Regions from separate parts of the Mus musculus genome. Here regions 2, 3, 4 and 5 are each linked to region 1. Evidence: chromatin loops called from intact Hi-C (ENCODE). Cell type or tissue: heart. All regions are shown on one strand. Each heading gives the region's core, and the rest is flanking DNA. Links, peaks and the distances in the headings are about the cores only.

Region 1 (6,300 bases), core at 1,301-6,300:
GCCTAACATTCCCTAGACTTGATTGCTAACACTTCAGAAGCAAACACAATTAGGTCTATAAAGGTGGGAAGGACTTTGTCAAGCCCAGCACTTGGGAAATGGAGGCCAAGGATCAGGGGTTGAAGACATCCTTGGCTACAGATTAAAATGGCAGGCCAACCTAGTGTACCTGAGACCCTCCCTCAGAAAACAGCCACAGCCGGAATAAGCAAATTCATAAACATTCCATAATCAATTCTGCTCCAGAACATTTAAAAGGGTGAGTATGAGAAACAGAAACACAACAAAATAAACTAAAAAATCATCTTTTTGCCTGGTCTCCAGAGCAAGTTCCAGGACAGCCAGGCTACACAAAGAAACCCTGTCTCAAAAAAAAAAAAAAAATGATAAAAAAACTTTTCCTACAGTATTTTTAAAAGTCCCTAAGTCACTTAAAGATCAAAGAAATTGAGATTACCAAACAACTGTTGTTTCAACACTCTGATTTACCAAGTGATCTCCCCTCTATACCAAAATAAAATTAAAAACAAACAAACAAACAAAACCACCCAGTTTAGTGACCAGAGATTGGTTAATGGTCTTTGACATAGGTATTACTTACTAACCTCTGTTTTACAAAAACAAGTTTATAACGCTAAATCATTTGTCCAAAGTGAAAGAAATAATAAACACAGCTTGTAGCAGATGAAAGATCAGTTGGGCTTCTTTCTTTTTTTTTTTTTTCAATTATTCCCAAAGTACTTCAGTACTTAGAACACAGCATGTGATCTAAAGGTAAAATAAAACTAAATCCATGGCTAGAAAAGCAAGTAAGTATTGTGTAAGGTCACCTTCATTCACATTACTGAAGGTCACCTTCAGGGTAAAGCAATTACAAAAATGAATTTTTTTCTTTCCAGTCCAGTGTATTTTCCATATATACTGCTAGTCTCAAGTTTCCACGTACTTGCCTAACTTTAAAGCAGGAAAAAAAAATGACCATGATTGTTTTCGCTATAGTTAATATTCCGTTAATAATCTACAGATGACTTCTTCAAAGCTGCCAGGCTTAAGGTTTTCAACCCCTTGCTATGAATCCAGATGCGGTAGATTTAGTTTCCTACCACCGTTATTGTAGGAGATCAGTTCTTCTACGTAAATACACTCCCAGAGCTAAAATTTAGATCATCGCTAAAAGAGCAAGGTGTCCGCCAAAGCGTTCTTCCTGGAAATCATAGGTCTCTGAAGAAAGAGAATGCATAACGAGGTTAGGAACACAAGGACAGGATGATAAAGCCACTGTCACAGCTACCTCTGTTATGGCTAGCTTCCCTTCCCAGTGACTGGAGACCACGCAGGGGACCATGCACCTAGAATTAAAACCCGCAGGATTTGGGGCGGAGGAAGAGGGCAGAAGAGCACGAGGACAGCCGGATCCCGGGTGTTGTAAAGAACTCGCCCACATTATCTGCTCACCTTGGAGACGGCTTAGTGCGTTTTTGGCTAAGGGCAACATCGCGGAGACGAAGATGGAACTGCGGCGACTATGCTGCTGCCTTGGTGCAAATTCACCCCAGCTACCCTTGCAAAGCGTCCTGAAAAACAAAATGGCTTTCAGCAGGGAGCCCAAATGAGAATTGGTGAGATGTCGCGAGATTTAGGGGTTGACCTATAGAAATTGTCATCCTAGTTCCTGCGAGGAAATAGGAAGGTCTTTGGGAAATGTAGTTTCAAGCTTGATGGCTTCCATAAAGTAGTATTTACTAAGCAGGGAGGTTAACTCTTTGGACAAAGGTTTCGGACTCTACAAAGGAGAGCTGAGACACCGACCTTACATAAGGCACCAGCATCAAAATGGTGCTAAAACTCCAGAGGATTGGATCTAGTGTCTCACTTCCAATTACAGTCCCTTCAAATTTTTCACATTCTGTCTCCTATTACCTACATTAATTGGTTTTACCTTTATTGGTTTTTTTTTTTGGAATTTTTGTGGGGGAGTTGAGACACGGCCTCTCTATTTAGTCCTGGCTGACCAGGAACTCTCTATGTAGACCAAGCTGGCCTGGAACTCACAGAAAAAGTCCTGCCTTTGCCTCCCAAGTGCTGGGAGATCAATTGACCTTTTTCCCCTAAGGATTCCAGTTCATGTGCATCTGGCAAGAATACTATATATGTATCTTCTTAAGAAACTCTGTGTAGGGCTGGTGAGATGGCTCAGTGGGTAAGAGCACCCGACTGCTCTTCCAAAGGTCCAGAGTTCAAATCCCAGCAACCACATGGTGGCTCACAACCATCCTTAATGAGATCTGATGCCCTCTTCTGGTGTGTCTGAAGACAGCTACAGTGTACTTACATATAATAAATAATAAATAAAAAAAAAAAAAAAAAAAAAGAAACTCTGTGTAAGCCAGGTCTCCCTATGTAACCCAGACTGGCTAGAACTTACTATGTAGCCCAGACTGGCCTAGAATTTGCAATTCTTTTGCCTTAGCTTCTCTAGTGTCATGATTAGATAAATAATGTACAAATCAAACTCTGCTTTTTAGAGCATCCTATCAAAAGGTATAGGATCTTAGCATGTCCCATTCAGTAATAGTATGAACTTAATCATTTAATCCAAGCACTGCATACCAGATTTCTACACTTTAAAGTCACCGCTTTCCCTTTGTAATTAAAAAAAAAAAGTATCTTGAGTGGAAAGGAGGGATGTGTGCAAAAAAAAAAAAAAAAAGGTAACTCCAATGCATAATGACTATCCTATTCTGCATAAGCTTCTATCCACTATGTTTTGTATCCATTGGTAATTCTTTACCACACTGTGTCTGTATGACCACTGCAGTTCATATGCCTAAAGCAACCTGAGTGAGCATAAAACAGAGATACTCAAACCACCATGCTTATTTGGTATGCTTGTTTATTTTTTAAGATTTATTTATTTATTATATGTAAATACACTGTAGCTGTCTTCAGACACACGGGAAGAGGGCATCAGATCCCCATTACAGATGGTTGTGAGCCACCATGTGGTTGCTGGGACTTGAACTCAGGACCTCTGGAAGAGCAGTCAGTGTTCTTAACTGCTGAGTCATCTCTCCAGCCCCTTGTTTGTTATTTTTGTGTTTGTTTCTTGGAGACTAGATTTCATCCTGTAGTAGAGGCTAGCTTGGAATTTACTATGGAGCCACTCCTGGCCTCAATCTCCTGGCAAGCTGCCTGCTTCAGTTTCCCAAGATGATAGGTGTGAGCTGACATACCTAATAATTTAACCATTTAAAAATTTTTCTTTTTAAATTTTGAGGTAAGCTCACACCAAGTGGCTCATATGGGCCGTTAACTCACTCTAAAGTAGAGAGACAGGCATTGAACTTGTAATCCTCCTACCCCAGCTTCCCAAGTAGGAGTTAAACTGACCTATGAGGCCCAGCTTAATTTTTTCATATCCTACTTTCTCCTCTCCTTTGAAACAGGGACTCGCCATGTAACCTATGTGGGCCTCAAAGTTGGGATTTTCCCACTCTAGTCTCCCAAGTGCAGGGATTACAGGAGTATGCCACCACATGTGGCTATTGCTTTCTCTGTGTGTCTCTCTCTGTCTGTCTCTCTTCTGCTCTCTTCTCATCTGTCTTTTTGTTTATTTTGTTTTGTTTTGTCTTGTTTTGCTTTGTTTTGTTTGAGACAGGGTCTCTTGTAGCTCAAGGAGGAACTCCCTATGCAGCCTAGACTGGCATTAATCCCTGATATCCTCCTGCCTCTATCTCCTGAATACTGAGATTACAGGTATGCACCGCCAGGCTCATTTTATTTCATATCTCTTTATGTGGAGACCAATTACTTTCCTTTCTTTTTTTTTAAAGATTTATTTATTACTTATACAGCATTCTGCCTGCATTATTCCTGCAGGCCAGAAGAGGGCACCAGATCTCATTATAGAAGGCTATAAGCCACCATGTGGTGGCCAGAAATTGAACTCAGGATCTTTTGGGCCTGCTCTCAACCACTGAGCCATTTTTCCAGCCCGTCCCTCTTTTAAAGCAGTTACTTTCCTTTCAACAATCATCTCCTTAACTCTCCAAATAGTGGAATTATTATAATTCTGTGGGGTTTTTGCTTTCTAGCAGGACCTAAAAGAATAATCACATAGTATGTTCCACACATTCAAAATAAATGCACCTTGGGCTTTGGATGTAGTTGTGATAAAATGCTTGCCCAGCTTGTGTGGGGTCCTTTACTCAATCCTTTACTGTGCCCTGTGCTGCAAAATAAATAAATAAATAAATCCAAATTATAATGTGTGTGTGTGTGTGCACGCGCTTGTGTGTATACTGAGGAAATATTGAGGATTAAACCTATGTGTTTACAAATAACAGTTAAATGTCCTATCAACTGATCTATATTTCCCCAATGTCTTAGGGTTACTGTTGCCATGTTATAACACCCTGACCAAAGCAACTTCATCAGGAGTTGCAGTCATAGGAACAGTACTTAAGCCATCTTCAAGAATAGTATGTGCTTGAAAAAAAGATTGGTGTGGGGGGGTGGCAGCGTGAATGTACATGCAATGGGTGTGTGCCTGGTCTCTGTAAAGATCAGAAGAGTGCATCAGATCTCCTGGGACTACTAGGCTGTTACCCACCATGCCGGTCCCGGGAGGGTCTTCTCCCAAAAACAGTTAAATGTTCTCAACCCTTGAGACATTTCTCCAGCACCTGTCCCAGAGTATTATACTAAAGGAGCAAATTTCAACAAAACAAAACAAAACCACTTTTGATGTAAGATATTTGGATGTTTTGGGTGTTGTCAGCGCTGAGGTTTGGGCTGAGAAATTAATTTTGCTTACCAGAGGGTATAATGCAAGCTTCTGCTTTAGACCACGTAGTTCCCTTGGACTTGGCTAGAATGGAACTCTGAAGGTTCCTTGAATTGTTGAATTCCTAATCGTCCTGCCTCCACTTCCACCTCCCAAACCTGGGAGTTTGGCTGGGAGAAATCACGAGGGCTCCTTTATGTTTGAGACAATCTTACATTAATCAGGTGGCCTGGGATCCGGACAATGGAGCCAAAGATGACCTTGAACAATTGATGCTCTTGCTTTCACATTCAAAATGCGTGGATTAGAGGCTTTTGTTACTTAGGCCAGCTCAAAATCAAACAGTTCTAAAGGAAGGAACGCTTTCTAGATGATGATTCCATTTTTAAACGTACAAGCCATTTTGTGCCTCAAAAAAAAAAAAAACCAACAAAAAAAAACCTCAGCGCCATTTCAAACCTGCGCATGTGTACTAAAAGTTCGCTGAGCGCGATGTCTTTACACGTAGGAAAAGGGTGCAGCCTTTTCAGCGGACCAATAAGAAACCTCCAGATTATCCTTTTCCGATTGGCTCCCGGGAACCAATCGGAAAAGAACTTTTTTTTTTTTTTTAAAAGCGGGCGTCTGCTGAGCGTGAGGTCACGTGAGGGGTCGAGCGGCAGGGCTGAGCCGAGCCAATGGGGAGCGGCAAGGGCTCGGTTCGCCCGTTCTCACGCCCCACCCTCGGACCGTGCTGGAAGAAAGTTTCGCCCCGCCGCCAAGAGAGAAGCGTGAACATGGCCTCGCCAAGGTGGTTCTGGTCTGTGTGTGCGATCGCAGCGGTGGCACTGCTGCTCGTTTCCAAGGTTCCTTCGGCCTCTGCCCAAAGAAAGAAGGAGGTGAGGCGGCGCCTGCCAGCGGCAGGGACTTTCTCGACTTGGGGCTAGAAAGGGTCCGCTCGCCCCTTCCCAGGGATCTGTGCTGGGCGTGACTTGGAGTCCGCGGTTGGGAGGAAGTTGGCTTCACAAAAGCGGGAGCTGCAACTTCTTGTATTGTAGGGTTTCACATTCAAAAGCAGGCTGGAGTAGGTGACCACCTCGCTTCCAGCAGCTGGGGAACGTGCAGCTACAAGTAGTGACACTCCTGGAGTTTGGACCGCTTTGGGTGTTGGGCTGAGGAGCTCGTTTTGCTACCCAGAGGATATAATAATGCAAGCTTCTGCTGCCGACCATATGTAGCTCTCTCGGACATGTGTCTGTCATGTCAACCCAGGAGTGGAAAAATTAGATGAGTGAGATGATGCCAGTTTCATGCCCGTGTTCAAGCGTTCAGAATGTGTAAAACGTCTGTATTTGGTGACGGACACCAATCACGAAAGAGCAAACTAAGCCCCCCCCCCCCAATTTATGGAACAGGCAGTCTTTGAGATGTAGAAAACATACAATATTCGTATTCCTTTCTGTTTATTTTTTTGTTCTGTTTCATTTGAAGCATTCTCCCCCCTATAGCCCATTCTGGCCTTGACCTCATGACAA
Region 2 (5,000 bases), core at 1-5,000, 140 kb after region 1:
CCATATCCTCCTTCTCTAAATCTCCATGTCAAACACACCTTCAATATGATTAGGAAATAAAAGATTTTAGAAAGTGTTTCATATATGTTAATTATAATGTTAACAGTATTTGTGTACTTTTTTATTAGGAAAAACGTGGATTGAGTTTCAGATAGCTTTCATACCAAGGTTTCAGATTTCCAGCTCATGTTGGATTAAGAACAGTTCTATGTTCGTTTGTTTCCCAATGAAAATGTACTCCTTCAGTCAGTATATGTGCTGCCAAAGCGAGCACACTCCTTTAGTCAGGATTGGTGATATGCACCTTAATCCTAACACTTAGGAGGCAGAGGCAGGTGGATCTCTGTGGATTCCATCTCAGACTGGCTTACATAGTAAGTTTCAGAGAGACCCTGTTTCTTTTGAACTACAGAGGAAGGCCATAAGAAACACGCCAGATGAATGTTTGATAGATTCTGACATCCTCACCTCTACCAAGCTTAATTTGGTTACATGTTTTCCCCTTTCTTGAATTCGTTTGATCCAGAGTTCTATCCAAAGTCCCTTTTGTTGTAGTGTTCAAATGTTTTATCACTGGGCTTGCTGCTTGCTCTCTTTGCCTATATACTTGCCTTTTTTTTCCATGAGGCCTGTATGTCACGTACTGACATGTCACTAATAACATGTCATTTGTCTTCCCTAGTCCCAGTGGAAAGGAATTGGTTTAATGAGACTTGCATTTGAATGCTTTCTTTGCATCTTACCCAGTTATGTTAGTTATTGGATATTACTTGCCTGTTAATGAACCTCAGACTTCCCCATGAGATTTAAAAATACTGTATATTGTTAATTACTTAGCTGTAGACATAGTGTTTATATATACTAACTGTTAAACATTTTAAGTAGCAGAAACATACATCTTTGTTTAGAACTTTGGTAGCTAGTTAGAAATGTGTTTACTAAGTAGCTTGTCTTTTTGTATACTATTATATAAGGGATAGTGGTTCTTGATGAGAATTCCAGTTCAAGATTTCAAGGAGGCAGTTTCTTGAAGTAGTCCAGTGTTTAAAGTATAGTGTTCTTGCTTTTATCACTTAAAACATGCACAACGCTTTCACATTTTAATGGCTTTGAAGTAAGATTTGTGACTTGTATATTTTGAATAAATTTCCCTTTCTCTTTTCTTTGAATAGAACTGCTTTAAGTATTATATGAGTGACGATATTAGCCGTGACTCAGATGGAATGGATGAACAATGTAGGTAGGTAATAAATTCTCATTTAAGATGAATTGTTGTCTATTTTGGGATAATTATCAACTTCATTAGATTATGTTTTTCTCTCCTAAGGCATGTTTTGTTTTGTTTTGTTATTTATTTATTTATTTATGTATTTATGTATTTATTTATGTATTTATGTACGTATGTATGTATGTATGTATGTATTTATTTATTTATTTAGTGTATAGCAGTCCTCACAGTTCTGGAACTTGCTTCATAGACTCGCCTGGCTTTGAACTCACAAAGATTAACCTGCCTCTGCTTCCCAAATGTTGTCATTAAAGGAATGCACTATCACTCTTGCTAGATTCCCAAATGTTGTCATTAAAGGAATGCACTATCACTCTTGCTAGATTCATGTTTTAATTTTTTTTTAGATTTTCTACCGTGTGTCTTTATGTGTTTGTGTCTATGTGTAATTATGAGCAATTGTGTGTATTTACCCTTGGAAATCCGAGGCGCTAGTGAGCTGTCTGATACGGGTGCTGGGAACCAAACTTCCTTGTGCTGCAAGAGCACTATGGTCTCTTTATCTCCTGAGCCATCTATCCAACCCTAGTAGATCCATGTTTTGTACAGTATTCCTTGCTATGTTTAGTTGTTGGTTGTCTTTTGCCACAAACCCTTGTTTAGTTTTACATTTCGGATAAAAGTAAGCAGACCATGTAAATTACTACTTTAAAGATGCTCGTAGGAAATTTTAAATTCTTTTATCATCAAAGACATGAAAATTCCTTTCACTAGAAATAACATTTGAATCCTTAAACCATTTCAGATGGTGTGCAGAAGGTGGGAACTTGATTTGTTGTGACTTTTGTCATAACGCCTTCTGTAAGAAATGCATCCTGCGCAACCTTGGTCGAAAGGAGTTGTCTACAATAATGGATGAAAACAATCAGTGGTATTGCTATATTTGTCAACCAGAGCCTCTACTGGACTTGGTGACTGCGTGCAACAGCGTATTTGAGAATTTAGAACAGTTGTTGCAACAGAATAAGAAGAAGATAAAAGTTGACAGTGAAAAGACTAGTAAAGTCTGTGACCAAACATCCAAATTTTCTCCAAAGAAGAGTAGTTCTAGTTGTAATGGAGAAGAAAAAAAGTTAGAGGAGTCCTGTTCTGGTTCTGTAAGCTCCACTTACTCTCACTCAGCACTATCTGTGCCCAAAGAGATGATTAAGAAGACAACAAAACTGATTGAGACTACATCCAACATGAACTCCAGTTACATTAAGTTTCTAAAACAGGCAGCAGATAATTCAGAAATGACTTCTGCTATGAAGTTATGTCAACTTAAGTCTTTTAAATCTGTGTTGGATGATATCAAGAAGGCTCATCTTGCATTAGAAGAAGATTTGAATTCAGAGATCCAAGCTTTGGATGATGTACACAAAGAAAAAAATACCAAAGACCTTAAAAGCACAGATGCTAAGTCTGAAACAAAATTAGGAAAAGGGGAAAAATCCTATTCTACAGAAAAGAGAGAGTTTTTAAAGTTAGATGCTAGATCATCAGTAAAGGCCATAGATGGTGAAGAGCAGAGAGCACACAAAAGTACTAGTGGGGAACATAAGGGTTCAGGTAGGAAAGATGGCTCTCAGTATGAACCCACTAACACTCCTGAGGATTTAGATATGGATATTGTGTCTGTTCCTTCCTCGGTTCCAGAAGACATTTTTGATAGCCTTGAGAGTGCTATGGAAGTTCAGAGTTCAGCTGATTATCAAGGAGACGGCAACAGTGGGACTGAGCCAGAACTGGAGAGCTCCTCTGTAAAATTAAATGTTTCTTCAAAAGACAGCAGAGGAAATATTAAGTCAAAAGTCACAGCGAAAGTAAGAAAAGAATTATTTGTTAAACTTACCCCAGTTTCCCTTTCTAATTCCCCAATTAAAGGTGTTGACTGTCAGGAAGTGTCACAAGAGAAGAATGGCCGTAAAAGTTCTGGGGTGGCCCGCAGCTCAGAGAAATGTAGACCCAGAGAGGAAATTAGTGATCATGAAAACAATGTCACAATACTTTTAGAAGACTCCGATCTTCGAAGATCCCCACGTGTAAAAACTACACCGTTGAGGCGACAGACAGAAAGCAACCCTGCAATGTCGAATTCAGATGAAGAAAGTAATGGAACTATGAAGGAGAAACAAAAGATGTCAGGTCCAATAAGAAAAAAGGATAAGAGAAACTCAGCTGACTGTGCTACTGATAACCCTAAACCTCACAAGGTACCCAAAGCTAAGCAACCAGTGATTGGGGATCAGAATTCAGATTCTGATGAAATGCTAGCAGTCCTCAAAGAGGCAAGTCAGATGGGGCATAGTTCTTCCTCAGACACTGACATTAATGAACCACAGATGAATCATAAAGGTAAAACAGGGAAAGATGATAATGGAAAAAGGAAACGGAAAAATTCTACTTCCGGGTCAGATTTTGACACTAAAAAAGGAAAATCAACAGAAACCTCTATTATCTCTAAAAAGAAACGCCAGAACTACTCAGAGTCCTCTAACTATGACTCAGAGTTAGAGAGAGAGATAAAAACCATGAGCAGAATTGGGGCTGCCAGAAAAAGTGTTCCAGAGAAAAAAGAAGAGGACTCTTCTGAAGATGAAAAACAGGGCAAAAAAGTAGTGGATAATGGAGGGCATGAGAGGGCGAAGACAACACAAGAAGGGTCATCTGCTGATGACACTGGTGACACTGAAGGCAGGCAGGGAGGGAGTTGCTCCATAGCAGGAGGTTCCATTGAGAAAGTCAGGAGTGGAGTGGAATTCCGAGAGATGCTTTGCAAACCTGGTGTTTCCTCTGATGGTGCTGAAAAGCCTTCAGTGAAAGAGGAGAACGTGAATTCCCCTGAAGACAAAAGAGTCTCTAAGACTAAAGAAAAGACTAAACATCTGAGAAGCAGACAAAGTAGAAAAGGAAAGGGTGGGTCATCTGATGGCACTGATCGATTTCCAAAGAAAGAGCAGAGCGATGAGTCTTCTGAAGGCGAAAAGAAGCAGAGCAGACAGAGACCTGGAACAAAAGGAAAGAAAGCCCCAGACTTAAAGGGAGAAACACTGAAGCGAGAGCAGGAGTGGGACTCTTCCTCTGATGGGACCGAGAGATTGCCGGAGGAAGAGGAGATTGGTCCTTTTTCTAAAGGCATAAAGCAAAGTAAAACTGACACAGCTGGTGGAGAAAAGAAAGGCAAAAAATGGAAAGATAAATCATGTGAAAAGAAGGAAGAATTATCTGATAGTGTTGATAAATTGCCAGGAAAAGGAGATAGTTGTGACTCTTCCGAAGATAAGAAGACCAGGAACAGAGTGTCTCTGAGAGAGAAGAAACGATTCAGCTTGCCTGCAAAGAGTCCAGGGAAGAGGCCAGAGTGTTCATCGTCAGATACTGAGAAATCCTTGAAAGGACAGTGTTGTGACTCCACTGAAAAGAGACCGAAAAGAATTGACTTGAGAGAAAGAAGAAACTCCAGTTCAAAGAGAAATACCAAGGAAGTAAAGAGTGCTTCATCCTCTTCTGATGCTGAGGGAAGCTCAGAAGATAATAAAAAGCAGAAGAAACAAAGAACTTCAGCCAAAAAGAAGACAGGCAATACGAAGGAGAAAAAAAGAAACTCCTTAAGAGCAACTCCTAAAAGGAAGCAAGTAGACATCACTTCTTCATCTTCTGATATAGGAGATGATGATCAGAATTCTGCAGGCGAGGAAAGCAGCGATGAACAGAAAATCAAACCCGTGAC
Region 3 (5,000 bases), core at 1-5,000, 150 kb after region 1:
AGCATGATATGTATAGTGAATGGACAGCTTCTAGTCTTTTAATAATTGTATGATCTCAGGCTGGTGACTTTAACTTCTTTTGCCATAATTTTAATCTCTAATATTGAAAATTTGATAGTATTTTCTCTTATCCTGGTACCAAAATACGTGATAGCCTGGAGATGATCTTAGCAAAGAACACTAAAATGGCCATCTGTCTTAATAGAAAGCTCTAGTTTTAAGAAACTAAAAATTATATGTGTTTGCTGTCATCATTTTGTGAGAGATGAACCAAGTGCTCTAAGCACATCTGTTCTCTGACCTTATTTGATGTTGTGCTGATACCAACAGGTTTCTGTTAGTAGACAGGATAGGCGAACTAGGGTGAAAGGTCATATTTATTTTGTACTTAATTAGAGCTCATGTGTAAACCCAAAGACTTTTCTTCTGCTTTCCTATTTACTTTTTTTTTTCTCAACAAATGTCTGTCTAAGCTATTTGATGGGATAATATAGTAAGTCCTACATTGGAATGTTCAAAGCATACAATGTTTAGTCAGGGATTTTCGTATACCATCATTGCTAGATAATGGAAGCATTTACAACTTATTTGTCTTTTAGAATGCTTTCGTTTTTCACTTATATAAGCTGCTGTTTCCTATGAATCACAAGTCTTCCAATGTCACTAGGTGTTACTCCTACTTTTTGAACTATGGAAGATGATCTTTTATATTTAGCCAACAACTAAGCATGTTGTCAAGGTACAATTTTGGTATCACTTATCAAAAATTAAGTAACAGTTTTACTTTTAAAATGAGTGGATTCTATATATCTCTCTGTAACTGATATCTATTTTATTGGATAATTTCGTTAATTCAATTTTGTATTTGTGTGGTTTTTTAAATGCAACCCTGGTGGTTATTTTGGAGAGGAATTGAATTTTATTTTGAGCATGTCTTTATACTCATTTTAATGTGCTTTGATAAAACTTATAATTTATAACTTGTTTAATATCCAGCATACCAAAGAAGTATCTTAATATGCATGGTATCTTTCACCGATATCACTGATGCAATACAGATACCTCTTTGAACTATTTTAGTACAGAAAAATTATGTGAGCATATTTAAATATGCACTAATCAACTTCTAGAATTTGTTTGCAGATCATGATTAAATCTTGGCATTTTTTTAAATTTCATATTTTTTGAGTGAGATATATCTTGGTAGAGAGCATATTGTAAATGTAAATTTGTACACAATTGTATCATTGTGTGTAAATTGTGTATAAATTTTATATGCTTTGCTTTTTCGGTAGTATTGTTAAAATGTCCAGTGTTGGTGTTTATGAAGAAGTTAATAGTGTATTGTTCAAATGTTTAACTTTGGATGCAATAAATTTCTGTAAAACATTTTCTTGTTGAAGCATTTAATTTTAGTTATGATGTATCTTTCATAAAAATTCATAAGACTTTGTGAGAATAAAGTTATATGGCCTACTTTGTAAGCTAAAGAAGTTTTCTTCTTCCTGAAATTAAGACAGTCAGTACTTTAGCTCCCTAAAACAATATGCTTATGTTTTTGTGAAGGCTCAACAAACAGTTCCTTTTTTTTTTTTTTTTACTTTTTCTCTTTTAAAGCTGTGTCATTAAGAAAGTCCTATCTTCAACTTGGTGAATGGACAGTCAAGGCTACACAGTAAAACCTTGTCTTGAAAATTAAAACACAAAAAAGTTCCCCACCTTCAGTATTTTATTGTAAATAAATAACTACCTATTAAATCTTTAAAAATACACGCATTACCTTTGTCAGTTAGAAGGGTCCTATTTATAAATTTCTATTTAGGTGACCAAGTATAGTTGTTGAAATAGATAGCTGTCATTTTTCTGATAGAGCTTTTTTTTTTTTAAGAAAAAATTAGTGATCTTATAATTTGAAATTTATACAACTGAGAATTTACCTTGGGTTTTTCATGTTAAGCTTACATATTTTTAAGAGATAGTATAATAATAATAACACCAAATACTATGTTTTTCCTTTTTTTGAGATATGGTTTCAATATCTATCTATCTATATATAGATAGATAGATAGATAGATAGCGCCCAGGCTAAATCTCAAATATATTCCCCTGCCTTTGCTACCTAAGTGCTGGAATTAAAGGAATGTGCTGCCCAGAGCTTGTCAGGGTTTCTTAAGTTGTAATTTATGTCAGTTGTGTGAATGTGCTGTTATGGTAAGGTTTTATTTGCTTTCGGCATAGTTTAGGGTTTGGTGTGTGTGTGTGTGTGTGTGTGTGTGTGTGTGTGTGTGTGTGTGTAAGATTTATTTATTTTGAACACTGCCTTCTGCCTGCATGTGCGCCTGAAGGCCAGAAGAGGGCACCAGATCTCACAGGTAGTTATTAGTCACCATGTGGTGGCTGGTAGTTGAACTCAGCATCTCTGGAAGGGCAGACATTGCTTTTACCTCTAAGTCATCCATCTCTCCAGTCCTCGGATAGTTTTAAATTGTTCCTTGCTTTGACGACACAGCCATGCAATTGAAAAAAATTGGTTTGCGATTCTTAGCCAAAGTCCTCTGGAGCAGAAGTATTTCAGAATTTGAAGTTTTTATAAGATATTGTTTATACTTGTCTATACTGTTTGAATAGCCCAGATCTACTACATATTCAAAGGTTTTCAGAGCATACCAGATTTAGGGGGTTAGGAGTGTTCAGTGTATACATATATTGATTTCTTTATGTTTTCATTATTATATCTAGAGACTTTTTAACCAAACATTTCTCATTATATATATTTTAAAACTTATATTGTCAGTGAGCCTCAGTAATAGAATATTAGTGTACATTCCCCAGCACACACATTCTCAGTTTATTCTTCAAGATGTAGATGGTTTTAGTAATATTGTACTTTTTCTCAGATTTTCTTTGGATGACACTAAATTTTTCCATAAATGCAAATCATGGTGTGGAGACTATTGATAAAAGTTTTACTATACTTACAGAATGAGACCCTTGTTTCATTTGGCCATAAATTTTTGCCCTTAAACCAGGAAATAAACAAATTATTTTGACTTCTGTTTGTATGAAGTGGATATTCTACTAATGAAGATGTTGTACTGTTAATACAGCTTAATTACTTGGGAAGAGACTAATGATTCTTGGATATTGATCATCATATAGTGAAGATATTTAAAGGTTACTCATGTGATTTTAGTAGAGTTAGTGAAATAAGTGTATTATAAGCCCTTAATACGGCTTTCATTTGATGACCGACTCCTATTTATGTCTTTATTTATTCTCTATACAAATTAGGTAAATCCAGAATTTCTTCTGTGGCTTTTTGTGTTTCAATGGTACTTTTTTGGTTGGTAAAAGTATTTTGAATCTTTTAAAAAATTATTTATTATTATATGTAAGCACACTGTAGCTGTCTTCAGAAACACCAGAAGAGGGCATCAGATCCCATTACAGATGGTTGTGAGCCACCATGTGGTTGCTGGGAATTAAACTCAGGACCTGGAAGAGCATCAGTTCCATTAACTGCTGAGCCATCTCTCCAGCCCATTATTTCGAATCTTTATTGCACTTAATCCCAGCACTCGGGAGGCAGAGGCAGGCGGATTTCGGAGTTCGAGGCCAGCCTGGTCTACAAAGTGAGTTCCAGGACAGCCAGGGATACACAGAGAAACCCTGTCTTGAAAAAAACCAAAAAAAAAAAAAAAAACCAAAAAACCAAACCAGACTGCATTTGAAGTAAGAGTTTTGTTTCTCTTTCTGTTGTAGTAAAGGTTTTAAGTATTTAGGGATTTTAAGTTAATTCTTTTCAATGGCTTTGTTGATATGGTTCTGGTAAGTATAGTCAATTAAGTCTAATGGAGGTGTAAAAAGCTATAGGTAGGATTCACTGGCCGATGACTAAACAATCAATGCAGGTGTCACTAACTTTCTTCTTTGTACTAGACAGTTCTTCAAAGAAAGAAATAGTATTGGTACCATTCTTATTGTGTGGGTAGGACTTGCGAATTACACTAAATATACTTTCTTGTTTGGTAATATTAGAACTTTGAGCAAATGAGAAATTTTCTCTGCCAAGAAAAGTCTGTACGTTAGTGTTAGCAAATGTACTCATTTTTCTGACTTGATAGCTTTTGTTTTTAAGTTTGATATTTTAAAATTAATGCTTTTTAATTTAATTCTGTTTTTATTTTTCAGTATAAGAATATTGAATAAAGAATGAATTCTTTAATATGACTAATTGTCCTGTATTGATGTTAATATTATTTTTTCTTAATAAAATTCTTCTAAAAGCTTAGATTTTTAAAAAGATTTATTTACTTATTCATTTATTTATATTATATGAGTGATATATCTGCATGTATATCTGCATGCCAGAAGGGGACATCTGATCCCAGGATAGATGGTTGTGAATCACCACGTGGTTGCTGGGAATTGAACTCAGGACCTCTGGAAGAGCAGACAGTGCTCTTTACCTCTGAGCCATCTCTCCAGCCCCCTAATTTTTGTTAAGTAAAGCCAGGAGATACTCACTTTCTTATTTTCCTTTTCTCTTAATTGTTTTGATTTTTGAAGACTGGTGTATATATGTGTGTATGCGTGTGTATGTTTGTATGTGTGTATAGCCTTGGCTGTCTTGGAACTTGCTCTGTAGGCCAGGTTAGCCTCAAACTCAGAGAGTTCTGCCTGTCTCTGCCTCCTGGGTGCTTGGGTTAAAGGTGTGCACCACCTTGCCTAGCTGAAATATTCATTTTCTAATTTGTGTGCTTTAAGCAGAATGCATCATGTATAAAACATTAACAACCATGGGTTCTTTTGTGGTGTTCTTTTTTTTTTTCTTGTCTTAAACATTTCCTAAGCCCTGGAGCTCACTGTTAGACCAGGCTGTCCTTGAACTCGAAGCTCCACCTGCCTTTGCTGCGTTAGTGCAGGGATAAAAGGCATGTGCCACCCACTGTCTTGGGCCCTAACTATGATTTCATATAGCTAGTCCTGATTTTTTTAAA
Region 4 (6,352 bases), core at 640-5,639, 890 kb after region 1:
AAGTTCTTGAGTGTAATCACCATGCCAAGTGCACAGCTTGGCATTCCATAGCACTCTTCCCTGTCATCCAGCTGTTAAACGCTTTCAGCGTTGTTTTTCTCCTTTGATGTTCCCTGAACCTTGATGGTTATAAGGGTGAGAAACATGTACCGTTTAGGACTAAGCGCTCACTTTGGGGATGCATATTAAAACTGCTATATAACTCAGAGGAAGCTGACTCAAGCATCTTCCTAAATTATTTAAGACAAGGCCTTATCTATCCCAGGCTGGCCTTGAACTCTATGTAGCTCATAATAACTTTGAACTTCTGATCCCCTGTGCCTCCATTTCCCGAATACCAGGACTACAGTAGCAAGCTACCACATCTGGTTTATATAGTGATTGGGACAGCACTCAGGGCCGTGTGAAAACTGCATCCCCAGGTTTTTTTCCTTTTTATTAATGTGCATGTGTATATCTTTGTGTGAGTGCCTCCTGGGGCCAGGAGGCATTGGATCTCCTGGAGCTTGAGTTACAGGTAATTGTGAGGTGCCCAAAGCGGGTGTCCGGATCCAAACGTAGATTCCCTGGGAGAGCACTAAGTACTATTAACCACCAAATTATCACTCCAGCCCCATGACCTAACCAAGCATCTTAATGAGATAGCTTATGGCATGTGAAACCTCTTACCTTGAACTCACTGACTTCAATCCATACCGGTACTCACTGAGGACTAAAATCCAGATTCAAGTTCATTTACCTTATGTTGTATCAAGAAGCCAGTCTTGTCTTCCCACCCCTATCCATCATGGTCACCATGGACCATTTGGATTCCGGAATTTGATTGATGTATCTCCTCTTAACTCCCAGAGTACTCTCTACATAGTGTATTTAGTGTATCATAATAAAACTGCTGGTCTGGAGTTGTAGAGAAGGTGCTATGCCTTGTATATGTCTATCACACTATAACCAGAATATACTACTGTGCCCATTATATGAGAGGAGTTTAATATATATTTATTGAATAAATTAGTGGATTAGCATTATTTGATTTATTACACTTTTATTTTTCAACACACTTTAGTACAGCAAAAGCAAATACAGGGAAACGTTAGTATTCTTTACACAATAGCAGACAAAAGGGAAGCCAGCCACAACTTAGTACTTTGTCAGTTGTTCTATATTTGTTTAACATCTGAAACTAGATCACTTTACTGATGATTTTTTTTCAAGCTTTCAAGGAAAAGCCTATATCTATAGCTATCTGCTATATGTTCTCTTTCAGACAATGCAACAAGATGGAAAGAGTCCTAAAACACTTTATAACACTATCAAAATGCTCACAGCACAAAGTACACCAGAGAGACAGTAAGTGGTCAATCACATTTACATTAATGGACAGTATTACTAAAACAATGGAAACTTTTCAAGATACCAAACAAGAACTAAATATGAAAAGATACATAAGTGGAACTGGAACACAAGTATCAAATACAATACGTACCCCCCCCCCAACACACACACACACCCACTCCTAATACATGAGAACCAGAGCTCTAGGCCTGGCCATACAAGGCCTCGATGACACAATCTATCGCAAGTTGCGAACGATCAACGGACGACGCCCAGCTTCAGCTCTGTTGGCCTCATCTTCCATTGCCTCCCTGTACTGCTCCGGCCAGTCTTCTGGCTCCTTTCTGTGGATTCGGGCCACATATCGCAGGGCTTTCATCTTGGAGGTTTCCAGGCGGGCTCTAGGGCCCCATACAAAATCATATTGCACCGGATCACTGTCAGGAACCCGCAAACTGTCTAGGTAGCGCTGACTCAAATACCGACAGGTAATCACGTGCTTTCTGCCATTTTGAACTCCCAAGCCCCTTAGAAAGGCCCAGACTGCAGACTCCCTCGCATGGTTGCCCATGATAAAGATGAAGCTCAGAACCTGCATTAAGAAATTGTTGCCGGGCCTGTTTGGACTGTCCATGATCTCTTCTGTATCTTCCATTTCTCTTCGGTTGTACAGGGTGTAGGAGTGGTTCCTGGGATCAAGGACCACTAGCTCTGTGCCATACACGTGGTTTAGGGTGCGAGCAGCACGATTCAGGAGATCAGGGAACACTTTGGTGCACTCTCGACCGATGTAATACAGGATTCCCTTCTTTGGTATAGGCAGCTTAGTTGAATCCATCAGCAGAAATAACTGGACCAATTTCCTTGCCTTGCTCTCTAATCTTGACTCAGGCCAAGAATGGGGAGAATATTTTGAGCCAGAAGCATCTAGCTCTGGAGCAACTTCTGCAAAAAGGGGCCTCCTAAATGGACGAGCAACTCTGAAGTTATTAACAACAACTCTGTCAGCGTCTTCTTCCAGAGCTTCGTTGTACAGGGCTGGCCAGTCCATAGGATCTTTGTTATAGATCTTAGCCATGAACTTCAGAATTTTCATCTTGGTGGTTTCTGCGCGGGATCGTGGGCCCCAGTAAAACTCATACTCGACTGGCACACAGTCAGTTAGTGGCCTATAGTCCAAGTAACGCTGCCACACAAACTCTACAGACAGAAGTCTCTTCACGTTCCCAAAAACAGAAAGCCTTCTTTCACGCTGCACTCCGAATCTCCAGAGCATCTCCCAGATATCAGCTTCTCTCGCTTGGTTGCCATTTAGTAATATGTGTCCCAGAATCATCATCAAGAGGCCCATCTTTGGCCCATTTGGGACGTCTTCTAACCCTTCAAAGGGCACTGGTCCCAGTTTGTTGAGCAGGATGTAGATGTGCTCCTCAGTGTCGAGCTCCTTCAGTTCAAACCGAAAAATGCACTCCAGGTGGACTGCTGCTCGTCTGAGGATCTCCGGGAACTGGTGGCGATAGTCTTTGTCAATGAATTCCCTCATATCAGATTCCTTGATAGGGTACTTGGTCTGATCCTTCAGCAGCAGAAACTGCAACAATTCTGCTACGTTTTGCTCCATGGGATCCTGAGGCTTCAAGGTAAGAGCAACGCGGGAGGTGCCCAGGCCCATAATGGTGATGGAGTTGGAATTCTTACTGTCTCTCAGGACCTGGAAATCCAGGAAGCGGTCTTCACGCTTTGGGCGTACAGATGGATCCTTGGCCTTTTGCAGAGCACGGGAGGTGCTCTTGTTCCTGCGCTCAGAAGCACAGCAGCTCAGTGCTTCCTCGGGGTTATTAGCTTCAGTGGGCATCCCAGAAGCGCTAGGGCCCTCGGCAGCTAGGGACATCTGCGAGGTGCTCGACCCCTCCCCCAGGCAGTGCAGCTCCGAGGTGCTCCGGCCCTCCCCGCAGGGAAGCAGCTCACAGGATCCCTCCGCAGCGCATGGCGCCAGCGAGCTGCAGAAGCCCTCAGCAGAAATGGATGACAGGGACGAGCTCAGGCCCTCGGCTGAGGTGCTCGGGCTCTCACAAGCAGCTGATGGCACCGAGGTGCGCAGTCCCTTTTTGGAGGTGGGCGGCACGTTGACGTTACATCCCTCCATTATGATGGGCGACACCCAGGAGCTCTGGATCTCACCGGAGGGGGGCGACATGGAGGCGAACAGTCCCTCAGCGGAGGGGGGCGGCGCAAAGATGTCGGGTTCCTCCAAAGCGGAGAACAGCATAGAGATGCTCAGGCCCTCACCGAAGGTGGGCGGCAGGTTGATGCCCAGTCCATTAGAGTCAGTGGGCGGCACCGAAGTGCTTGGGTCCTCACTAACGGAGTAGGGCTCGTTGATACCCGGTCCCTCCGAGATGTTGGGCGACATAAAGATGCTCAAGCCCTCATCAGAAATGCCCGATTCCTCAGAGAAGGTGGGCGGCACCGAGATTCCCGGGCCCTCACCCAGGGTGGGCTCCATGTTAGGGCCCCCATCAGAGTGACGCTGCTCAGAGATGGCCAGCCCTTCTGAGACAGGGAGATGCTCATAGGCCTTTGAGCCTTTAGGAGCAGTGGGCGGCACAGGGCTATTCGGGCCCTCCGAGGCGGTGATTGACATAGCGGTGTTCAGCCCTGCGGAAACTGCAGGAGGCCGGGAGGCGCCCCGACCCTTCCTGGAGGTGGGCATCTCGGAGGTGTTCGGCCCCTGGGAAATGATGAACTGCCTAGGGGCGCTTGAGCCCTCTGAGGCGGTGGGCGGCACAGAGGCGCTTGGGCCCTCCCGGGGGGTGGGCAGCATGGAGGTGCCAGGGCCCTCAGAGGCGCGGAGGCCCTGGAGGATCTTAGGATCGTTGCGATCCCGAGGGACGTCTGGGCCTGGCACAGCAGCAGGGTGACCCTTCCCGTTGTTTCTGCGCGCATTGGCCCTTCCACCGCGGCGGCGGCGCGAATTCTGGCTTACCAGCGACATGGTCCTGTCGACCGACGTGTGGAAGCTGACACTGACAGGCCCGCGATCTCACAGACGAGGGGGAGAGGTATGTAGGCGCCTCTGCACGGAACTGCCGCTAGAGCAGGAATGCTGCTGCTGCCAGGCCCGAGCAAGTCGCAGGAGCAGAAATTAGAGGTGGTGGGCAAGAACGAAGGTTCTAGCCGACTGTGAACGCTAGTCTCAGAATGCTCGCCTCTCACACCCCGCCTTCTGCCGCAGTCCGCGCAGGCGCAGTTGGGCTCTGCGACAAGGCGACCCCGCCCAACCCAGCCTCTCCCGTGGGTTTGCGAAAGTGGACCTGGTGATTCTGCACCAAAACTGCGCAATGGCAGGAGGGAGGCTTTGATAGGAGACAAGGAGCTTGGAGCAGATGGGTAAATGGAGGTAATACTAGCTATTTCTCAAGAGTCAGGGTACCTACTAGAAGGTTTCTACCCAAGTGTCAGGTACTTGATAGATTTTCAAAATTGCATCCTAAGGATGCATTGGGGAAAATGTGCGTGGCGCATGGAAGGGTGCAGCTTTCATCCCCTCCCTTGTCTCCTCTGTCATTTTCTCTATCGAAACCTCTAATACCTCTCAAATTACTGCCCCTTCTCCAAAGGGCTGGGATTTAGTTCTACTTAGGAAACCTGTAGCTAGCTAGAAATTTTCACTGCACAGTCCCAACCCTTACCAATGTAGAAAAATGTAATCTCTTTTGTGGAGTCCTTCAATAGTGCTATTCCAACCACACCCAAAATTAATTATCCTAGGACAGTTAGTTAGCACCATGGGGTCTGTTAGAAAAACTCACTGTCAGGTTTTGAAAACTGCAATTAGCATGGTTTATGGAGGCAAGTCTCTGGGAAGGTTTCTATTAGTTACTAAAGAGCTACTGGAATATGAGCCAGCTAAAGCACAGGAAGCTGTCCAGAATTAGAAGGATAATGGATAGAAGGAAACATTTGGTTTCCTTATAGGGCCTCATGGTTACCTATGCTGCCAGTATTCTGCATGTTTCTGTGAAGTTAATCTTGTGTAGCTTTGTGCAGTACCAACTGGTTTTAACAGAATCAATCATATGGTGTCATATTCCAACAATATTTTATGTTATCCACATTGCATTCAGCACATGGGTCCACAAAATCGACTATGGGCCTATTACAGCATTACCTAAATATGTGCATATGATTAGCCTCTGAATCTTGGCTAATGTCTATGGTTAGGAGAACAGGCTCATTTTCATAAGTGAAACTTGTGGAGGAGCTTTCCCAAAGATTCTGCTACAGTCTATTAAAATCAAGCTGGTGAGAAGCAAGCCCAGAATGCAGTTAAAAATGCCATGCTATATTCTGCTGCAGCAGAAGACACGTGTACATTTGGGGAGTTGAGTGTTCCTTCTTGTTCACATTAGTGTGCATGAGAGTTCATGTTTCCTAATGACTGTCAAGCACACACAAAGAAGGGGCTCTTCCATGTGCCTGCACTAGAATTAAAAGAGATCACAATTTAAATAAAGTTGTTAATTTAATAGCTGCACACAAAATTATACCATGTACAATAGAACAGTCACATATGGAACACTCAGGGGTGGTCACATTATTTAAAAAATAAACACTAACTATCATACATTTGGCTTATTTCTGTTCCTTCTTATCATGACATAGCTATGTTTCAGTGAAGGACCACCTGCTCTATCATAACCACTGACAAGGAAACTCTTCTAGAGAGCTCATTTGTATAATTAAAAACAGCCTTTAGGATTCCTCCCTGGAGGTATAGCAGCACCAGCACACCAATGTATTTCTTCCCAAGTCAGCTTGAACACTATTATTCTCATTGCTGTATGTGAGGTGTGTGCTGAGAAACAGCAAATATTACTTGGCGAAGGCTGGACCAGGAAAGTAGAATTGTAATCCACAGCTTTTAGAAACCTCTTTAGAAAATCTACAATAAACCTCCCTGGAGCAAAACCAGATACACTCACCTGTAGCAAACCAGATCCTGTGAGATGTCATTTTG
Region 5 (6,287 bases), core at 1,288-6,287, 85 kb after region 1:
TCACATCTACAGTCAGGCGTAGAGAGAAATGAACTCATACTTGCATGCTTAATGCTCAGCTCCATTTTTTCATTCTTACGCAGTTGAGAGTCCACAGCCTTGGGAAATGTGTTAACCACAGTGGGAAGGTCTCCCTACCTCAGTTAATACAATCAAGATAATTCCCTACAGTCATCCTTAGAGGTCCTTCTCCCAGGTCATTGTGTCAAAGTGGTGGCAATTAAAACTAAACTTCCAGCTACATAGTGAGTTTGAGGCCAGTCTGGGCTACACAAAACCTTGTCCCAAAAACAAAACAAACAAACAAAATTCATTCAGATTAAAATAATAGATGAATTACTATTTTTTCCATAGTTGTGTCTGTTAGATAGCAAGGATATTTGTTGTGATGAAATAGATCTTTCAGGTTAACTTCATTTCTCAAGGAGGAAGAACATGGCTTCTGTAAATTGTGTTTAAGTAATATTTAATATATTAAACACAAAAGAAGAACATTATTGAACAACAGAAGATTGATTTCCACAGTTGGTAGTGGATCTTGAACATTTAAAAATTATTTGAAATGTTGCAAGTTTCTGTTCATCAAAAATGTATGCTATCCAAGAGAACTCTTTAAAATTGTGATGATGTTGACGTATATAGCTCTCCATACTTGATGGCTTCTGGGTGTGGGAGATGGCATCTGGGGGACAGGCTCAGTTTTCTTTAAAGGGCTGGCCACTGGGAGTTTGACCAGGCTATGGATAACACAAATTGGTCTTGTTTTCTTCTCCTCCTCCTCTTTCTCCTCCTCTTTCTCCTCCTCCTTCTCCTTCTCCTCCTCCTTCTGTTTCTTCTTCTTCTCCTCCTTCTCCTCCTCCTCCTCTTCCTCCTTCTTTTCCTCCTCCTCCTCCTCCCTTCCTTCTTCCAGGGAGGGCAGACTTGAGAGGACTAGGAAGTGAGTGCGATGGGGTTTCACAATGTCAAATTCCAAATAATCAATAGAAGTACTGTGAAAAGACATAAAAAAATGTATATTAGAGGCTGAAGAGACTGCTTAGTGATTATGGGCACTTGCTGTTCCCAGCACCTACATTGGGTAGGTCATACCTGCTTGTAACTCCAGTGCCAGGGGTCCAACATTCTCTTCTGCAGTGTGAGGACTTGTGTACATATATACATCCAGGCTCTCTCAAACATACATACAACATTTAAAAACCAAATCTTTATATGTTAGTTAGCCAGGTGTGATGGCATATGCCTTTAGTCTAAGTTCTCAGGTGGCAAAGGCAGTTGGATTTCTGAGCTGAAAGCCAGCCTGATCTACAGAGCAAGTTCCAGGAGAGCCAGGGCTGCACAGAGAAACTCTGTCTCGGAAACAAACAAACAAACAAACAAACAAAAACCTAGTCTGATTGTTGGAATGCATTGTTTGAAAAGAGACTCTTCTCTTGTCATTCTAGTCCAAAACTGCAACCCTGACATCTAAGCATGACCAAAACTGTTGCATATTTCAGGAAAAATAAACAGAATGAACAAAATAAAGGGAATGAACATGTGTTCCAGAATAAATGTGGGCACAAAGTTGGAAACTTCAAATTTAGAAAACTTATTTGTGATTTGCAGAGATTATGAATGAAAAATGAAATGAGGGGGAAACGATTTGGATCAGTTGGTAAGTGAGATATACCCCCAATCATATCAGATTGAACTAATGGCTGACCTGTGTGTGACAATTTCAAGATTGTTCAATATCAAAAGAATTAGATGTCAATGTCCAGTTGATCATATATATATAAATACCTGTAAGTATCCTTAAGTATGATGGGGTACACCTGTCTTCTAAGCACTTTGGGAGGCTGCAAGGACAGTCCAAGTTTGAGGCCAGCCTCATATACATGTTGAGTTGCAGCCTAGTCAGGACTGTATAGCTAGAATTTTTCTCATTCTCTTTCCACAAAAGGTAAAAATTCACACGTGTAAGCGTTGGCAAGCTGAATATTATAATGAAATATATAGAAGAAAAATTAAGAATATTATAAAATAGGAAAGAAAATATTTATATTTTGGGTGGCTATGGAGATTAATGATTAAGAGTGTGCATGTGGGGGAGGGGTTAGGACATAGCTCAATGATAGAGTATTTGCCTAACATGCACAAAGCCTTGGGTTTAAAACAGCATAAGAATGTATGTCCACCCTCCCCGCAAGGATGGATGTTTGGCTGAATGTGGAACTTGTGCATTGGTATCCTCACCCATTAAAATGTTAGGTCTGCCTACTTTGGATGGTTCAAGCATGAGATTAAGATAAAGGATCTGTGTAGTGGTCGACATATAGTAAATTCTCAATAAACGTAAATGGGGTGTCATTGTTTCACCAATTATGTGGAAGTAGAGAGGTTGGACCAAGAGCGCATTTTCAGGATAATGTCAAGATACATCCCTGACACTTTGAGGTCAGCAGTAACTGAACTGGACCCCACTAAGAAGAGGTGGAGGGGATCAAATGACGTCGACCGCCTTAGCAACAGGCTCCCAAAGAAGGTGAATTTCCGTAGCCAATAAGACACTGAGCTCTGGCAGAGGTAGCCAATAGATGACGGAAAGAGGAAGAGGGAGGACGCGCCAATTCTCCTGCCCAAGCCTCGGCCCAACAAAATGGCGTCGGCATAGGCCTTGCTTTGTTTCCGTGGCTCTTGCAGCAGCAGCAGCAGCAGCAGCAGCAGCGGTAGCGGACTCTGAGCTGGGAGGACGATCCAGCACTATCTGCGGTGACTACTAAGATCCCAGTACTTTTCGTTCAGCCACTGGCGCCGAGGAGCGCAGAACGGTACCCAAGGGGTTGCCAAGCCAAGCGGCCGTCCGAGCCAAAAACATGACCGCTGAGCCCATGAGGTAAAACGCAAGCCCTTGTCACGGGCCCCGGCGTTCTGCTCCCGGGCGCCTTCCACTCGAGTGGGGTGTTTGCAAAGACGTGCGCTAGGTGCCCTAGGCCCGCGCGCGGCTTCGCGGTCAGCGGCATCGTTTTCCCTCTAGGTGAGCGGGGCTGGGGGAGCGCGGTGGGAAGCCCCAGCTGGGGCTTGGGGTGTGTGTGTGTGTGTGTCTATGTGTGTATGTGTGTGTCTGTCTGTCTGTCTGTGTGTGTGTCGGTCGGGGGCGGCATGCGGCGCGCGCGTTGCCTTTCCCGCCTCCCGCCGCTGCGGAGCCGGGAGCCCCTGCTCGGCTCACGCCTCCGTGCCCGCGGCGTCGAGGCCTGGGGGCGGGGGGTGTCGCGGGCCACCGAACGCTTGCGGTCAGTCTTTCGAATCTCGGGGCCTAGCGACTGCGTGGGGAAGGAGGGGGGAGGGGGGGGGAGAAGGTGGATGGGGGAGGGGGAGGGGCGGAGGATGGGGAGGGGGAGGGGCGGCGGGAGGAAGTGAGATCCTGGAACTAGCGAACCCCAATGGTCGCCTCCACTGGAAGTCCTCCAGCTCTCCGCGGCTCCGAGAGGAGAGCCGAGCATTGGAGGTAGGAGGGCCGGGCCCGGAAGGTACCTCTAGAAGGTGCCTTTTCGCCCCCCGACTCCAGATCCTGGAGGGTTATCTTGGGGACCCCTGGGCGGCTGAGACGGAGAGCGGGCAGCCCAATGCGGGCTTTTGCTTTCTGAGAACAGCGGCCGACGACTTTGCAGGAGAAGTCCGGTTTTTGACGGGACATCGGTTGTTGTTACCCCCTGCGGTTTGGGACACGTTCCGTGAAGTAGTTAGATCGTGCTTTTATTTATTTGTTCCACGAGGCATGTGGAGCGGGTTAACGGGGATTCACCAGAAGATTTATTGCAAAGGTAGAAGAGAGCCCAGGCCCGATGTTAGCGATCAAATACGTTTACGATTCAGGCTGTTTTTCCACGCGTTTCTGATTTGCTTTTTGATTGTTTGGAGTAGTTAATCTGAAATGGATTCCGCTTTTATGCAGATACCTTGCTTTTTTAGGCAGTTTGATATTTGACCTTTTATCCCAAGATTGAATTCGGTGATTTTTCTTCTCGAATGAGATGCAAGCTTGGTGAATAGTGGCAAAACGAAATTATAGGTAGCGTGGATCATAATTGCATCTGTAATTGGCAAAATGTGCCGTTGGGTGACTAGGACATCATGGCTTTGAGCACTTTAGATTGTAGAATTTGAGAACGAGCCTATCCGATTATTTTCTACCTTAGCAAACAGTGCATCGATGCTCTCTTTACTTAGGGAAAATATACTTCAGTTCTGTTTGTTTGTTTGTTTGTTTGTTTTTCGAGACAGGGTTTCTCTGTGTAGCCCTGGCTGTCCTGGAACTCACTCTGTAGACCAGGCTGGCCTCGAATTAAGAAATCCGCCTGCCTCTGCCTCCCAAGTGCTGGGATTAAAGGCGTGCGCCACCACGCCCGGCTTATACTTCAGTTCTTAAAATACAGGCACTTAGTTGTGTAAAGATCATTGTCTTCCTTTATGAATTTGTGTTAACTGACCCAAGTAAAACAAATCTTTTTTTTTTTAAATGGAATATTGAGCAGTATTGGCTGGTTAATACCAGGCATTCATGCTCATTTACTTACAGTTCAGTATGACTTCTAGGTTTTACTTCATGTCTTAGTTGTCTGTATTTAAAACCATAGTTGCTTCTTTGTGGATGGTGAAGCTGGATACTGAAGGATTTGAAACCAGCCTGACTCAAAGCTAAAAATCTCCAAACAGAAAACAGGTGTTGCCTGTATCCTCTACCTATCAGGAGGCTGAGGAAGTTCAAGACCAGCCTGCTCAACATCGGATGGCTGTTGCAAAAGGAAAAATACATAGGTTGGATTTGGATTTTCATCCTTCCTTTCTTGCCTTCATTTTGAGATATGTAAACCAAACTGGCTTTGAACTGAAGGGTAATCACAAACGTCCCAGGGCTGGCATTACAGGTGGCACCATGCTGAGTTTTGCGAGGTTGGAGATTGAGCCCAGAACTCTTATATGTGTTAAGGAGGCATGCTTCCAACTGAGCTACCCTCCCTCCCCTTCTCTTTTCCATAATGGTGATCTTGTGCCTCTGTGCTAACTCACTACTCTCTAAGGCTGCAGTCTGCCCTCCTTTTGCATTTTATTTTGAAACAGTTTCACTAAATTGACCAGGTGAGAGAGAGAGAGAGAGAAAGAGAAAGAGAAAACAGACAGTCCTACCTACAGAGGTCAGCGTGTGCTCTTCCTTTCAGCACATGGGTGCAGGTGTTAGAACTCAGGTTCCCAGTCTTAGCAGCAAACAGGTTCTCCCTACCTACTGAGCCATCTTGCCAGTCCACGTGTATCTTTTTAAAGGTGTATCTTCCTTCTAATTATGTTTTTGTCTGTGTATTTACACGTGTGTGGGCTGGAGGAGATGTGTCTTTCTTACTTGTTCTGTTACTGTGAAGAGTCACCATGACCACAGCTACTCTGATTGAAACATATGATTGGCAGCTCGCTTGCCGTTTCAGAGGTTTAGTTCATTATCATCATGGCAGGGAACACTTCCGTTTCCTGGCTCCTTTCAGCTTTGCTGACTGCCTCACACTTTTCTCTCTTGGGCTGGTTCCATGCCTGGTCTTCAGCTTCCCTTTGAAGGTATCTCACAACTCTGGCATCTCCAACATATTGAGGTCTCTCTAGGTCTCCACATACGGGCACCCCTCCCACCAGGCGGCCTTCGGTGACTTCTGAGTCACAGAGGAGATTCCATAATCCCATTCGTGTCTCCAGAACCTCGTGGCCAATGCTGCCAAATTCTGCTGCTTGCTGGGGCTGGAACCCGGTCTCCCGCCTTCAGTTACATTTGCCTCAGCTTCCTGTTGTTCCTGGTTTCCTTCTCTGCTGCAGCAGAGGAAATGCAGTTGGGTGGAATGTCTCGCCCCGAGGACTCCCTTTAGCCTGGGGCTTGTCTTTAAACTTTGTATTTAGTATCTCTCTGAGCACTGAACGGCATTCCATTATACTCCCTGGCTCATCTTTTCCTTTGAAGCTGTACACTTGATGTTTCTCATTTTCCAGTTTGCTCCTTTTCATTACAGATCTGCATAAGAATGATAACTAATAACCACACTAGGTCAGTCAGTATGGCCAATATTCATCTGTCTTAAAATCTCCTCTGCTAATGGCATTAATCTAAAACTCTTCAGTTTATCTTTGGACTGGTTTTTAGGACAAGGACAAAATGTCCCAATAGTTTCTAGGCTACTTACTAGTATTCTCCTGCACTGAAACTTGACTTGTCACACAGTTCAAATCTCCTTTAGCACTGTTTCCCAAGCTCCTAATAGGGATGGCCA

The links. A loop is a pair of places that touch in the nucleus more often than their neighbours do. Peaks named below come from ENCODE experiments on the same cell type or tissue, not always from the same donor. Only the 100,000 strongest peaks of a DNase experiment are listed, where the experiment ranks them.
Region 2: it touches region 1 in a loop (2.5-fold over the local background); 4 of 42 quality-filtered maps call a loop at or near these places.
Region 3: a loop joins it to region 1, with 4 times the contacts of the local background. A loop is called at or near these places in 4 of 42 quality-filtered maps.
Region 4: it touches region 1 in a loop (4-fold over the local background); 4 of 42 quality-filtered maps call a loop at or near these places.
Region 5: it touches region 1 in a loop (5-fold over the local background); 21 of 42 quality-filtered maps call a loop at or near these places.

Annotation. Positions count from the first base shown.
Region 1 is chrX:106,011,026-106,017,325 of GRCm38, reverse strand. It overlaps Magt1 (magnesium transporter 1), which reads left to right and starts at 5,524. Exons shown (of 10, transcript NM_001190409.2): 1 at 5,524-5,664. The coding sequence starts at 5,563. It overlaps Cox7b (cytochrome c oxidase subunit 7B), which reads right to left and starts at 1,626. Exons shown (of 3, transcript NM_025379.2): 1 at 1,456-1,626. The coding sequence starts at 1,495. In heart, for the core only: a CTCF peak has its summit at 3,879 (motif pointing right); DNase peaks (open chromatin) are centred at 1,605 and 5,435; H3K4me3 peaks cover 2,001 bases; H3K27ac peaks cover 2,456 bases.
Region 2 is chrX:105,874,607-105,879,606 of GRCm38, reverse strand. Atrx (ATRX, chromatin remodeler) reads left to right here. Exons shown (of 35, transcript NM_009530.2): 8 at 1,173-1,240; 9 at 2,034-5,000. Among named protein-coding and RNA genes, the nearest start is that of Gm23656, 3.3 kb to the right of the region's middle. In heart, for the core only: no CTCF peak of the experiment used is centred there; no DNase peak of the experiment used is centred there.
Region 3 is chrX:105,861,937-105,866,936 of GRCm38, reverse strand. All of the region lies in intron 10 of Atrx (ATRX, chromatin remodeler), which reads left to right. Among named protein-coding and RNA genes, the nearest start is that of Gm23656, 9.4 kb to the left of the region's middle. In heart, for the core only: a CTCF peak has its summit at 2,375 (motif pointing right); no DNase peak of the experiment used is centred there.
Region 4 is chrX:105,118,586-105,124,937 of GRCm38, reverse strand. Magee1 (melanoma antigen, family E, 1) reads right to left here and starts at 4,560. Exons shown (of 1, transcript NM_053201.4): 1 at 977-4,560. The coding sequence starts at 4,327. The coding sequence ends at 1,571. In heart, for the core only: a CTCF peak has its summit at 3,513; DNase peaks (open chromatin) are centred at 3,537 and 4,577; H3K4me3 peaks cover 1,890 bases; H3K27ac peaks cover 748 bases; H3K27me3 peaks cover 3,142 bases.
Region 5 is chrX:105,925,688-105,931,974 of GRCm38, reverse strand. Atrx (ATRX, chromatin remodeler) reads left to right here and starts at 2,603. Exons shown (of 35, transcript NM_009530.2): 1 at 2,603-2,875. The coding sequence starts at 2,856. In heart, for the core only: no CTCF peak of the experiment used is centred there; DNase peaks (open chromatin) are centred at 2,584 and 3,474; H3K4me3 peaks cover 2,730 bases; H3K27ac peaks cover 1,921 bases.